Linked DNA regions of Homo sapiens: region 1 is linked to region 2. The links are chromatin contacts, found by Hi-C in ENCODE. All regions are on one chromosome and are shown on one strand. Each heading gives the region's core, a stretch centred on a gene start or an enhancer-like site at or near the end of the contact. The rest is flanking DNA. Distances are from core to core; before and after follow the strand shown.

Region 1 (6,401 bases), core at 580-3,079, 990 kb before region 2:
AATGACGATAATGATACTGATTTTGATTTCCGTCTTCTTGGATTGTGAATGTACCCTGCTGTCCGCTGTGACGCTACCTCCTTTCCTAAAGCCGCCACCACTGGCATAAGGTTGCCAGCCACATTTGTAGCTGTTTGCAAGCTCCTCAGAGAAGTGAGATGCATGTTGAGAAGATGCTGGAGAAGAATCAGAGCTTTGTTTAGGGCCTACAGTTAAGGCTGGGACCTCGATTTGTAACATCTGCAATGTGTTTGCAGCATGAAAGATTCTCTTGCACTTCCTAGGCTTGGTAAATGATGGAGACAAAGGACAGCAATGTAGAGAAGCAGAAAAGATGTCAGCCAAAAATGGCAGAGGAAAAGGTCATAGACTGGGCAGAGGCTGCCTGGAAAACAGTGGTAGACCGGGAGTCAGGGCAGGCAGTGGCCACCAAGTTGTTCCACGTTTTGGGCAAGTCTTTCTTCATGCTCATTCTTGATGGTGAGAAGCTCTGTGTCTCCCTCTCTCTCACCTGGACCTCTCTTCCCTGGCTCTGACATGGGAGAGGGCAAGAAGACAGGAGGGAGAAGTGTGCTATGGGAGTACCTAGCCCTGAGCTGCTGGGGACCGAGGTGGACAGGCCCGGCACCTGGAAAGAGACCTCTCAGGCCTGCCTGGGAGAGGCAGGTCACCTGGCTCAGGGCTGAGCAGCCACACCCATTTTGGTCGCAGCCTACAGGAAGTCCTCTTTGGAGCCCTCTGGCTTGCGCCCTCTGTCGTGTGGATTTGGCACATTGCAAAAACAGTGGGCTCCTTGCCCCTTCCACATGGCTCATATGTTTTCGATTCCCTCTCTTCTCTAAAGTGAGCTGGAGATGTTGGTGTCACAGCAGGGCAATGCCGTGAAGCCTGGAAGAAGGGGGGCAGGGCAGTGAGAAGCCTGGGCCTCTGGGTGGGCTGGCCTTTGGAGAGCAGGTTGTTAAGGTGGTCAGCTCCAGGCAGTCGTAGATCTTTGCAGGCCTGACCTGGCCTGTTAAACCCCTGGGGGTGATACCAGAGAGCCCGGAGCTCATTGCTGATACAAATGTAGGCTGCGATTCTGAAGGCAAAGGTGGGCCATGGTTGGCCTTCCTAGAACCCTCTGGCTCCCAGTGGTTGGATGCCCCTGCTTTCCTCTGCAATGCCCCATCCCTCAGGGCGTTGGCCAGTGGCAGTGACTGCTGGCCTCGGGAGCCCAGGCTGAGGCCAGGCCAGTGCCCATGCAGCTTTGTGCTGCTTCTTCATCTGTGGCCAGACAGCCTGGTGGGTGCTTGTTGGTGCCACGAATAACATTTTGCTAGAGTGGAAGCCCAGAAAAATTCTTCTTTTGTTAGGTTTAAGTCTCTCCCTGAGATATCCCTTTTTCCACTCTAAAAATAGCTGCCTAGCACAGTTGCTACATTTGAGTCACCCACTCCCTGCTTAAGTACAGTGCTCACACTCCCTGCTTAAGTACTGCTTAAGTACAGGGCTAGGTGAAGGTCAGAGCCTGCGTCGTTTGCCCCTTCTCCCTTCTCTGTCTCTGTCTCTGTCTCTAAAAACCTCACAGTTAGTTACATGAAACAGTAAATGAACACTTGCTGTTTTGTAGAGCGTCTTCTCTTTGTCTTGCTCTGTGTTCTGCTCAGTGCAGGTAGCAGGTGCCATGCCAGGCCCAGGCCTTGTTTTCTGAGGCTTCTAGAGGGACTCAAGGGGCACTGTAGCCCCTTGGAGACCCAGTTGTACCCTGAGGAAGGGCTGCGAGGGAAGGGAGTTCCTCTCGCCTGGGGACTCGGGAAACTTCCTGGAAGAGGCTCACCCGTGGCCAACCTTGGAGGTGGGGGCATTGCCATGGCATGCCTGGCCCAGCTGGGGTAAAGGCTGGAGGGCCCTGGGTGGTGAATTTCAGCCCTGACCCAAGCTCCCCTAAGTCTTTGCCTTTGTGAGCTGGGGGAGCCTCAGGGCAGGCTCTTCGGTACCACTCAGGTGGGTGAGTGATGAGGACGTGGGCCCGGGGTCAGGCACACGCTGCATGCTCTCAATCCACTTGTGGGTCTGGCTGGGGGTTGGGGCGGGGGCACTGTCCACTGGAGGGCACTGCAGCACCACCTTGGGCCACCCTGGCAGCCCCTCTACCTTAAGAATAGAGCTTGTCTACTTCCTGCAGCAACCTCATGGTCAGCTCTAGAGACAGAGACAGGCCAGGTTCCGCCTGTCTAGCGATGATCTCCTGTGGGGCTGGGGCCTCCAGCGGGGTGCTCTGACACACAGTTTCCGGCACACTAGGCCCAATGTCTCCACATACCCCATGCCTCCCACCTTCATTCACATGGATCTGTACAGACATACATGTTCACCATCACACACAAACATGGGTCCACACATACACATTCCCAACCACACACATCTATACACTGACTGTCACACCATGTCAGTAACACACACACACACACACACACACACACACACACATGCTCTCCCACTGCACTTCTGTGGTGTACGTCGTAACATGACTGGCCCAGCCATGTGCCCCACACATGCAGGCGGCCTGGTGCAGCTGTTTGTGTGGTAGGGCTGATGTCATGTCAAGAAATTTCGTGTTATATTTAAAATGACACCTGTAAAAATAATCGTCAATTTGCAATTTAAATACTGTAATACTCAATTATGTGAACTGACAGGAAGTGCCCCAGTGGCTTTGGAGAACAACACGCTTGTGTGCCGCCACCCTCCAGTGTGCTGGGAGCTGCGAGGTGGGGACAAAGCCCAGCCTTCTTCCTGAGCCACCTGCAAGGTTGCCGGGGTCTAGGGCTTGGTGGCTTCTATACCCTGAGCGGTGCCCAGCGCTGCCTGCTTGCTGTCTGCACATCCCTCTGTCCTCCTCTCCCAGCTGCTTCCCGAGAGAGCACCTCTTGGGGATTTAGCCAGGCAACTCGAAACACAGTTTCCACCCTGGGAAGACAGGAGGCTCTGGCGTGACTTTCAGCCGTCTTCCGGCCTTGGGTTACAGTCTGAACTCTCAGAATAACAGGCCAAAGCCACAATCCCTTGGCCTCACGAGACAATTTTGCCATTCTGCAGCCCCTTTCTCCCTGCCCCTTAGTCTTTCACACGCAGCATAAAGTCTGTAGTTTGCAGTTTCGCAGTTTGGAACCCGCAGCCCCAAGAACCCAGCCCCACTTCCCAAACACCACACCTGTGTCTCCATCTGGCAGCGCAGCCACCCCTGGTCGCCACGGAGCACAAGCGGCAGGGTATACTAAACAGCACACTAATGGTGGTGCTAGCCCCTGCATTCACACCACTCCTGAGAGTCCCTCAGCTCAGCCTCACAGCCCCCAGCCACTGGCCATCCCAGAGCTTACAGGCTGAGCTGCACCCACACAACATCAGCCTGTGGGTGTTCTGCAGGCACCCCATGCTGAGCACACCCACACTGAACACCCTTCTCTCCTAGACTCACTCTTTCTTCCCTTTTCTTTTCTCCCACTGTGAGTGACTGCCCCTCACTCCCAGCTAACCATGCCAGAAAACAGGTCTTTGTTTTTGTCTTCCCCGGCTTCTTTGCCCACCCTGGCACCCCAGCCAATTGGTAACTGAGTCTTGTTTCTTCTACCCTTATGTATCTCTCCTATCTGATTCCACTCAGTTCTCTACATCGGTCCCAGTCTAGGAGCATTTTCTCCTCTGTACCAGCCTCCTTGACTCCAACTCTGTTTCTTTTCCATGGAGGTGGAAGAGCTGTTCCAGAGCAGCGCTGTTCAGTAGAACTTTCTGGGATGACGGAAATGTTCCACACTTCCACCATCCAATATGACAGCTACCAGCCACATGTGGCTATTGGGCACTTGAGATATGGCTAGTACAACTGTGGAGCTGCATTTCAGTTTTATTGAATTTTAAGTATTTAAATAGTCACATATGCCTAATGGGTATCACATGGGACAGGGTGGCTCTAACTTATGACTCAGAGCAGGCCATGCTGCTACCTCCATGCCCTCAGATTTAGAAGAAACGTTGACCTCTGTAGTCCACCTGTGGCCCTACCCCTGTCTCTGGTCTCACATCTCCTGGCTCGCCCTTCCCTTTCTGTGCGCCAACCTACTGGACTCCCCCAAGTTCCCTGAACTGAGCACTCCTCTTTTGCCTACTGTTGGGATTCTCACTGTTTCCTCTGCCTGGAGACACTCCCTCCCATCTATGAGACATGTTCCTTCCTGACCCTCAGGACTCAGTGAAGGCCGCCCCGCCCCCAACCTGGGGCCCTCCCTGTTTTCCCCAGGCTGACCTGGGCCCCAGCTCTGTGCTCCCACAGTACCTGCTGAAGCCGTTAGCCCCCTGTGGGACAGTCACCTGTATCTGTGACTCTCCTTTCCTGGATAATAACCTCCTTGTGTTGAGAATTGGGTTCTGCCCTTGGGAGTCTCCCCCTGCACCTGCCTCAGTATCTTGCACACAGTAGGTGCTCAGCCAGTGTTTGCTGAATTATTAAATGGAAAGACTGGGTGGCCCAGACACCAGCTGTGGCTTCTCAGCAGTGTGTGTCCTGGAAAGCGCAGTTGAGATGGATGCAGAGTAGAGAAATTTTTGGATTCTGTGGTCTGTTTCTTAATGGCCTCAGTTTTCAAGGTAAGGATGCGTTCATGCCTTTTGATTGACAACTCACTACTTGCTCTTCTCTTTCCTCCCCTTTCCCATCCTTATCTTGATGCTGGAGACAGAGTTGTACCAGCCTGTGCCCTTGGATGCCATTCCAGGCAGCAATTCTGAAGACAGCTCTGGGGCTCCTCAGGTCTCTCTGCAGTGCTCCTCCTTCCCCTCTGCCTCCACTGCCCCATCTCACCAGCCCTCCCCACCAACATTTCCTCCAAGCCTCAACAAGTCACCCAAGAGTATTCTAAGGTCCCTGCTGGTCTATCTGACAATATGCAGATAGGCCTTGGTTGCCTTGGCTGGCTGTGACCTTGCTGACATCTATAGACAGAGAGGTGGGAATGAAAGACACATTACTCCTGGATGTTGGTGGAGAAGGTGGTGGTTGCAGTTGCTACGCAAGAGTCACCAGGCTGCAGACTCTGTCCACTTCTGAGAGTGCAATGTCCCCTGTGATTGGCTGGGATTTCTGAGCTTTTCAGCTTGCATATGGTGAGAATGTTGGCACACCGCAGCCCTGAGGGCCTGGGCTTTGGACTCCGGCAGTCCCACATGTGTGTGCTACCTCTGCCGCTCTCTGGTTGTATGAAGTCAAGCAATGTCTGTAACCTCACTGAGTCACAGCGCTCTGCTCTGTAGAATGGAGATGGGATCCTCTCTACCTCCTGCAGTGTCTGTGAATGCCATAACACAAGCCAGAGTGCTGAGCACCGTGCCCACCCTAGAAGAGGGCTCGGTGTATAGTAGCAGCTCTTAATGCTCCCAGGATGCCTAATAAATTCTTTCAGAAAAGTATGTGCCCGTGTGTGTGGTTTTTATTTGGCCAACCCAAGAGCTCTACTACTTCCCTTTTCTAAAGGCTAAAGGCAGGAGTGTGTAGAATCTCTTTTTCATGGTTAGGAATTATAACAACTCCCATTTACTGAATGCTCTCTATATGCTAGATATTCTCCTAAAGGCTGTATAGACATTTTTCTAATCTTTGCTCAAACTTCAAGAGAGCTATCAACTTTCTCATTCTACAGATGAGGAAGTTGGCTCAGAGAAATAGTTATTTTTCCAAATTCACACAGCGTGTGTGAAGCCAGAATTCTAACCCATGCTCCTCTCTTTATAAAATACAAATATCCTAACAGGCAGTGAGACACGCTCCACATTGGCCAAGGCAAGGCCTATGGTGTCTCAGAGCTTGTTTCCTCCTTATGGGGCCCCACCTCACTCTTGTGAAGTGGGTAGGGTGGGGGTTGTTATTCTCTTTTGACAAATGAGTAATCAAAGCTCAGAAATAAGAGGTTCCTTCTTGTAGGATTTAACATTTTGAAAGTCATGGGGCACTTCCTGGGTCACTGAAAATCAGATTCTGTTCAGGAAAATTAATGGTGGCTGGAGGTCAACCCCCATACTGGCTGTGGGTACCCTGGAGTTCCTTCCCATCCACCTCTTTGTGCCCTTTCTTTTCATAGCACACTCAGTGGGAGAAATGTTTCTTGGACCTTGCCTTTTGGATTTTTGCATTTTTCCCTTATTCACACCAGACCCGGCATCTCTAGAACTTGGTTTTTCTTGGAAAGGCTGCCTGTGAGAATGGGCTTTTGTTTGGATTTCTCCTCTCCCTGGAGGGGTAGGTGGGGAGCTGGGGGCCAGCAGGTCAAGGGCCCTCCCTTCCCTCTTCCCGTGGCCTCTCTAGCACTGCAGGCAAGGCTCAAACCCCAAGGAGAAGAGCTTGTACCTTCCCTGGGAAGAAAGGCAGG
Region 2 (6,765 bases), core at 3,848-6,347:
TATTTTGTTTTAGCAGCAGGATCAGACTAAGATAGTCACTATTGCTCAATATGTTTTCTAATATGAACTCTATTGTCTCATAAAATTCTTTTAGGTATATGCAAAGCGCATGTTCTAATCTAAAATTCAGTGGAAAAAAACTTTAAAAACATTGTTGGACACTTAAATTTAATGTAAAAATGACCCTGACTTGAAAATAGCTAACGCATGCAAGGTTTAATAGTTAGGTGATGGGCCAATGGGTGCGGCAAACCACTATGGCACATGTTTACCTATGTAACAAACCTGCGCATCCTGCAGGTGTACCCCAGAACTTAAATAAAATTAAAATGACCCTGATTTTAGCAACCATACCATTAGGAGGTTTTCTGTCATTTTTACTATTTTAAAGCTTTTCTGAATATTTACTTCCAGAAAAACTCTAATACACACACACAGCCACACACACACATACACCACCCCCACCCACCCACCCACCCACACACACACACACAAAGAAGCAGGAGGAAGTGAATAAGTTTTAAAAGGATAATAGCAAAGAGCTGTGCTAATCTCTAATCAAAAATATTTTATCAAAGAAAACTATTAGATGATTTAACCTAATCAATGAAATTTAATTGACTGGATATGCCTATTTCTGTACATGACTTCTGTTTCTGTACAAACCAGACATGTACACTTTTGTACCACAGATCTACCCAAAACCTTCCAGATGCCCCATGCTCATCACATATGCACACACACACACACACAACACACTCATACACAACGTTGATTATAGAGTAATTATCCCTGTGTAAATCTAGATTCCCTCTCAGAATCACATCTCATTTCACAGCAAGGGTTAGGCTGGCCCAATTTCATACTCTGAAGTTGGATTTCCCATAGCCAACCAAACAATTCTCCAACTGGCTTCTATCTCTTAACTCCCCCTCACTCACCACCATCCCACTATACACAGGATTCATTCTTGAGTTTTACAGAAAGAAGTTCCTTTTCTCTAGGAGATAAGTCATGAAAGGGTGATCATTAAAAACCTGACCTTTCTTGACTATAAAGACATTCATTTTACTTTCTTTTCTTAAAGAAGGATTTTATAATTTAAATATATAATATATATTAGTCATATATTATAAAGTTATATATAATATATTATATATATTATAAAGTTATATATAATATATTATATATATTATAAAGTTATATATAATATATAATATATTATATATTATAAAGTTATAATATATATTATATTATAAAGTGATACATAATATATAATCTATACACTACAAGTGATACATAATATATAATCTATACACTGCAAGTGATACATAATATATAATCTATACACTGCAAGTGATACATAATATATGATCTATACACTGCAAGTGATACATAATATATGACCTATACACTGCAAGTGATACATAATATATGACCTATACACTGCAAGTGATACATAATATATGACCTATACACTGCAAGTGATACATAATATATGACCTATACACTGCAAGTGATACATAATATATGACCTATACACTGCAAGTGATACATAATATATGACCTATACACTGCAAGTGATACATAATATATGATATATACACTGCAAGTGATACATAATATATGATATATATTATAAAGTTATATATAATATATGATATATATTATAAAGTTATATATAATATATGATATATATTATAAAGTTATATATAATATATGATATATATTATAAAGTTATATATAATATATATTATAAAGTTATATATAATATATGATATATATTATAAAGTTATATATAATATATGATATATATTATAAAGTTATATATAATATATGATATATATATTATAAAGTTATATATAATATATGATATATATATTATAGTTATATATAATATATGATATATATATTATAGTTATATATAATATATGATATATATTATAAAGTTATATATAATATATGATATATATATTATAAAGTTATATATTATATTATATATTATATATTATAAAGTTATATATAATATATAATATACATTATATATTATAAAGTTATATATAATATATAATATATAATATATAATATACATTATATATTATAAAGTTATATATAATATATATTATATATTATAAAGTTATATATAATATATAATATATATTATATATTATAAAGTTATATATAGTATATAATATATATTATATATTATAAAGTTATATATTATATATAGTATATAATATATATTATATATTATAAAGTTATATATAATATATATTATATATTATAAAGTTATATATAATATATATTATATATTATAAAGTTATATATAATATATATTATATATTATAAAGTTATATATAATATATATTATATATTATAAAGTTATATATAATATATATTATATATTATAAAGTTATATATAATATATATTATATATTATAAAGTTATATATAATATATATTATATATTATAAAGTTATATATAATATATATTATATATTATAAAGTTATATATAATATATATTATATATTATAAAGTTATATATAATATATATTATATATTATAAAGTTATATATAATATATATTATATATTATAAAGTTATATATAATATATATTATATATTATAAAGTTATATATATAATATATTAAATATATAACTTTAATCCACTCCATAGGGTTTCATGGAGGCTTCATCACACTCTTCCATTCCAAGGCTACACAAAATACTATCCAGGGCACTGATTTCTTCATGGATGTATTAAATAATAATACATTCATCCATTCAATCAGAAAGTGTTTAAGGAATACCTACTTAATAGTGTTTGAAAGAGAGACAAGAAATCAAGCAATGAGCCTACTGGTTTAATGTTGAAATGGAGGAAAACATGATGGTCTGGATGCCCAGTGGAAGAGGTCAGCACCTAACCTGGACTTACAGTGGGAGAAGCTAGAAAGGATGAGGGCGGGGGATGCTACTCATCATGGAAAAAGAATGGTCTGAGCAGGGAAGAAGAGAATTGTCTGTGCAAATGACCAGAGCCACAGACAGTATCTAGGAAACAAAAGACTATTCTGCTGAAGCAAACAAGGAAAAAGGGATGGGTCAGGGTTGGCTTGTGAGCTGTGAAGGCTGAAGATCTGAGCAGGCATCAATCACATAAGCCCTTAAAAGCTAATTTTAGTGGTAAAAAACCATTGGAGAGGTTTTAAAAGGGCAGTAACATGATCACATTAGCATTTTCAGAATTTCACTGATTCTTGGCATTAGCTGGGCACTTTGGAGGTCTATGCTATACTTAAAAAGCAATCAAACCCTGATTATAACAAATCTATTAACATTTAACTGGAGTTGGATAATGGTTGTGTAACACCTGGAGATCACAAAATATTTCCAAATATATTTGTATATTTTATCATCATAACTATCTATAAGGCTACTGTGATTTTCCAATTTTTAGCACAGGGAAAGCTAAGACTCAGAAAAATGAAGTAGACTCTTGGGACTTGCTTTTATCCATGCCAGTTACACCCTATCAATGCTTTGTTAGCAACCTACTGCTCTGGGCCAGACGGAAAGTTCATGTGCTCACTTGGACAGCTTGTAACAAACAGCATAAACAGACACTAAAAACAGAAGGGCCAGTTGCAGTAGACTGAAATTTATGACTTACAAGATGATCCTGGCTGGGTATGGTGGCTCATACCTGTAATCCCAGCATTTTGAGAGGCCGAGGCGGACGGGTTGCTTGAGGTCAGGAGTTTGAGAGCAGCCTGGCCAATGTGGTGAAACCTGGTCTCTAATAAAAATACAAAAATTGCTTGGGCATGGTAGCAGGTGCCTGTAAATCCCAGCTACTCGGGAGGCTGAGGCATGAGAATCACTTGAACCCAGGAGGTGGAAAGTTGCAGTGAGCTGAGATTGTGCCACCACACACCAGCCTGGGTGAGAGAGCGAGACTCAAAAAAAAAAAAAAAAAAAAAAAAAAAAGATGATCCAGTAAAAAATGAAAAGACATGAATCTGAAAACCAGAAGATCTTCAGGGATTTTGCAAAGGTCTTGTTGACTTAATAAGGCATTAGTAGTAGTACTAATACCCTGTAGGTACTAATGCCCGAGGCTTGTCTTTTCAAAAGTGTTTTCCATGATATTAATAGCTGTTTTACAAGGAAAAGAAAATCTCAGTCAAATACATTTGGAAAATGCCATTTTCACCTCTTCTTCTTCGAGAAACTCTTACAAACTTGACTAGGGAGATTCTTTTTGCTAGGAAGGCTGCTTACTATCTTGCAGGATACCATTATTATATAGAACGCTTGGGGGAGCATTTTCATAAGCAGTACAGAAGATTGTTGCAGTAACCACCCCACAATTGGTCAGGCTTCTCCTGACTGATGCACACTCTTGTGCATTCCTCTTCCACTTCATTTTGAGTTGGGCTAAGCGATTTGCTTTGGACAGTGGATATCAACAAAGACAGTAAGTGGGTATTTATTAAAAGCCCACCCACCAGGGCTTGACCTCTTGGATCTCTTTCCACGAATCCTCAAGCTGTGAAGAAGTCTGGGGTGAAAGACCAAGTAGAGAGAAAGAGCCCAGCCATCTCAGCCATGCAGGTGAGCCCAGCCTCCAGCCAACTGGCCTGGTGCATGTTAGTGGTTTGAGTGAGCCTAAGCAAACACAGAATTGTGACAAATAATAAATCATTGTTGTTTGACATCATTACTTTTGGAATGGTTTGCTATGTAGCTACAGGTAACTGATACAGACAGTTAAACGTCCAAGGATGGCAGTGGTCCAAGAACGAGGGCATTTGAGCTCTATTGTGAACTCTGTTCTTTGCCTCAGTTTCCTTATATGTAGAAAGAAAAAGTCACAATAGATAACATCTAACGAGCCTTTCAGCTTCAACCTTATGTTTAATGTAAAAGGTATGTATTCCATGAAAATGTTCTACTATTTTGGCATCTGTTTGACCCCAAACTGCAGAGCTTGAGCTTAACATATATCTTGCATGTGAAAAAAGAGAGCCACACTTGAGAACTGGCAAATCAGGCTCCCTGTCCCTTCGGCTGACTTAGCCCAGATGTTACAATCGACGTATCCAAGTCTGGAGCGTGATTCTTTGCAAAATCGGAGGTGAGGTGATGGGCCAAAGGTCACAGGCTCTTCGACTCCTCACTTTTCCAGGCTCAGTGACTCTGTCAGCAGCAGCACGACCCTGGTGCTCTGAGCAGGGTTTGTGTTTACAGTGCACAGGACAGAAGAGCAACAAAAACCACCCCAATTCCCAGCCAAGCTTTCTAGCTGTCCGGAAGGAATAGGAGTGTGGGATCACACTCTGTTTATTTGTGGTTCTTTTAAGCGATGTCCAGAGACCTACATTTCATGCTTGTTTGAAAGTGTGTACGTAACTGGGGAAGCTGTTAAGCAGCAGTTGGCCTTCACTCCAGTTATTTACTTATTTAGTTATATGTCAGCATGCAGTTTATTGAGTCATAATTCTTTTCAGTGCTCTATGGTGACCAGCATTTGAGGGCATCAGAAGAAAGTCTGTATCTCATATTTATAAATATTTACCAGGACATCATATTTGGATGCTTCTATTTCAATTATCACAGGATTTTCGTTTGCTTGTTCAAAAGGGCTTTCATTGGTAATATGAATTACAAAAGAGGAGGGATAAAAGAAAAAAGAAAAAATATATTTGTTTCAGAGGGAGGAAAAAAATAAATGTCATCCAAAACAAACTGAAGCAAATTCCTTAAAAGTGCTTAAAACTATTTTAAGATGTGCAGATTCTAAAAAGTGAGAAAAAACAATAATTCATAATTATTGCTTTTTACCACGAATATCTAACCTAATGTAGAAAAGTATAGTTTAATTGTGGGAGAAAAATCAAATTTTTGCTATTTTGCATTGTGTGCATTGGCAGCATAAAAAATTGTTCTTCAGGAAAAATAAAATTCTAAATCAAGGGAGAAGAAAGCAGAAAGCTAAATGAATGTAGGACCTCAAAGAAATGCTACGGTTGTTACTTTTCTAAGAACACTGTCAACTACAATCTACAAGCAACATTTTCTAACTTGTACAATGTTGTAGAAATGTGCAGGCGGGATAAGTCCCTCTAACTCCTTTTGCAATACCTACAAGAATTTCACTCAAAGATGAGGCATTTTCCTTTGGCTGCTTGAAGGTTTTTCTGTGCAATACAAGAAGGCAAAGGCAGGACGACTCAGCACACCCCATGCAGAAAGAAACGACTGGGTTAAGATTTGTGTTCTTACTCATCTCTCCTGTTCACCTTTGTTTACTGTAATTTGCAGAAAAGAGGGGGTACAAGAGAAGCTGAATGATGGGGGATACTCCTCTTTTCTGTCTACAAGAAAGCTGAGTTACACCTAGGAACCAGAGCTACCTCTTCTTGGTTTTTAGGAAAATAACCACTGAAGACAGAACTAAGGAAGAATCTGGAAAGGTGTGGTCACTTCCTTGGCTACATTCTAACACTCATTTTTATAACCATCACTAGCAATCAGTCTTAAGAGATAAAAGTTTATTTGGAAATTCAGTCAGCATGTTAACTGTGGTTGAAAGCAAATGACTCCCCCTTCTCTCATTTTGGCCAGAGATTTACACCCTTTCCAAGCCAGCCTGGTCTTATTTATGTAACTGCACGAGAGAGTGGCTTCAGGTTGCCTCTTAAAATAACAAACCTATTTGTGCCTTGTGGGGCTGGGCCCAGACAATTGAAGCAACTTAGAC

What was found. A loop is a pair of places that touch in the nucleus more often than their neighbours do. Pooled maps may share reads with other maps.
Region 1: a map of endothelial cell of umbilical vein shows a loop between it and region 2 (24-fold over the local background). The contact joins two enhancer-like sites. A Hi-C loop is called at or near these places in 5 of 168 maps with a recorded cell type or tissue (A673, HCT116, HepG2 and 2 more), 4 of 37 single-sample maps with no recorded cell type and 16 of 50 pooled maps.

Annotation. Positions count from the first base shown.
Region 1 is chr2:19,742,524-19,748,924 of GRCh38, reverse strand. No RefSeq gene overlaps it. Among named protein-coding and RNA genes, the nearest start is that of LINC00954, 120 kb to the left of the region's middle. Within about 2 kb of position 1,829, at least 2 of the 41 ENCODE cell types and tissues checked have a DNase peak (open chromatin) inside an H3K27ac peak, as active enhancers do.
Region 2 is chr2:18,750,788-18,757,552 of GRCh38, reverse strand. The region is part of intron 4 of LOC105373456 (a long non-coding RNA gene); the gene reads right to left. Among named protein-coding and RNA genes, the nearest start is that of NT5C1B-RDH14, 160 kb to the right of the region's middle. Within about 2 kb of position 5,097, at least 3 of the 41 ENCODE cell types and tissues checked have a DNase peak (open chromatin) inside an H3K27ac peak, as active enhancers do.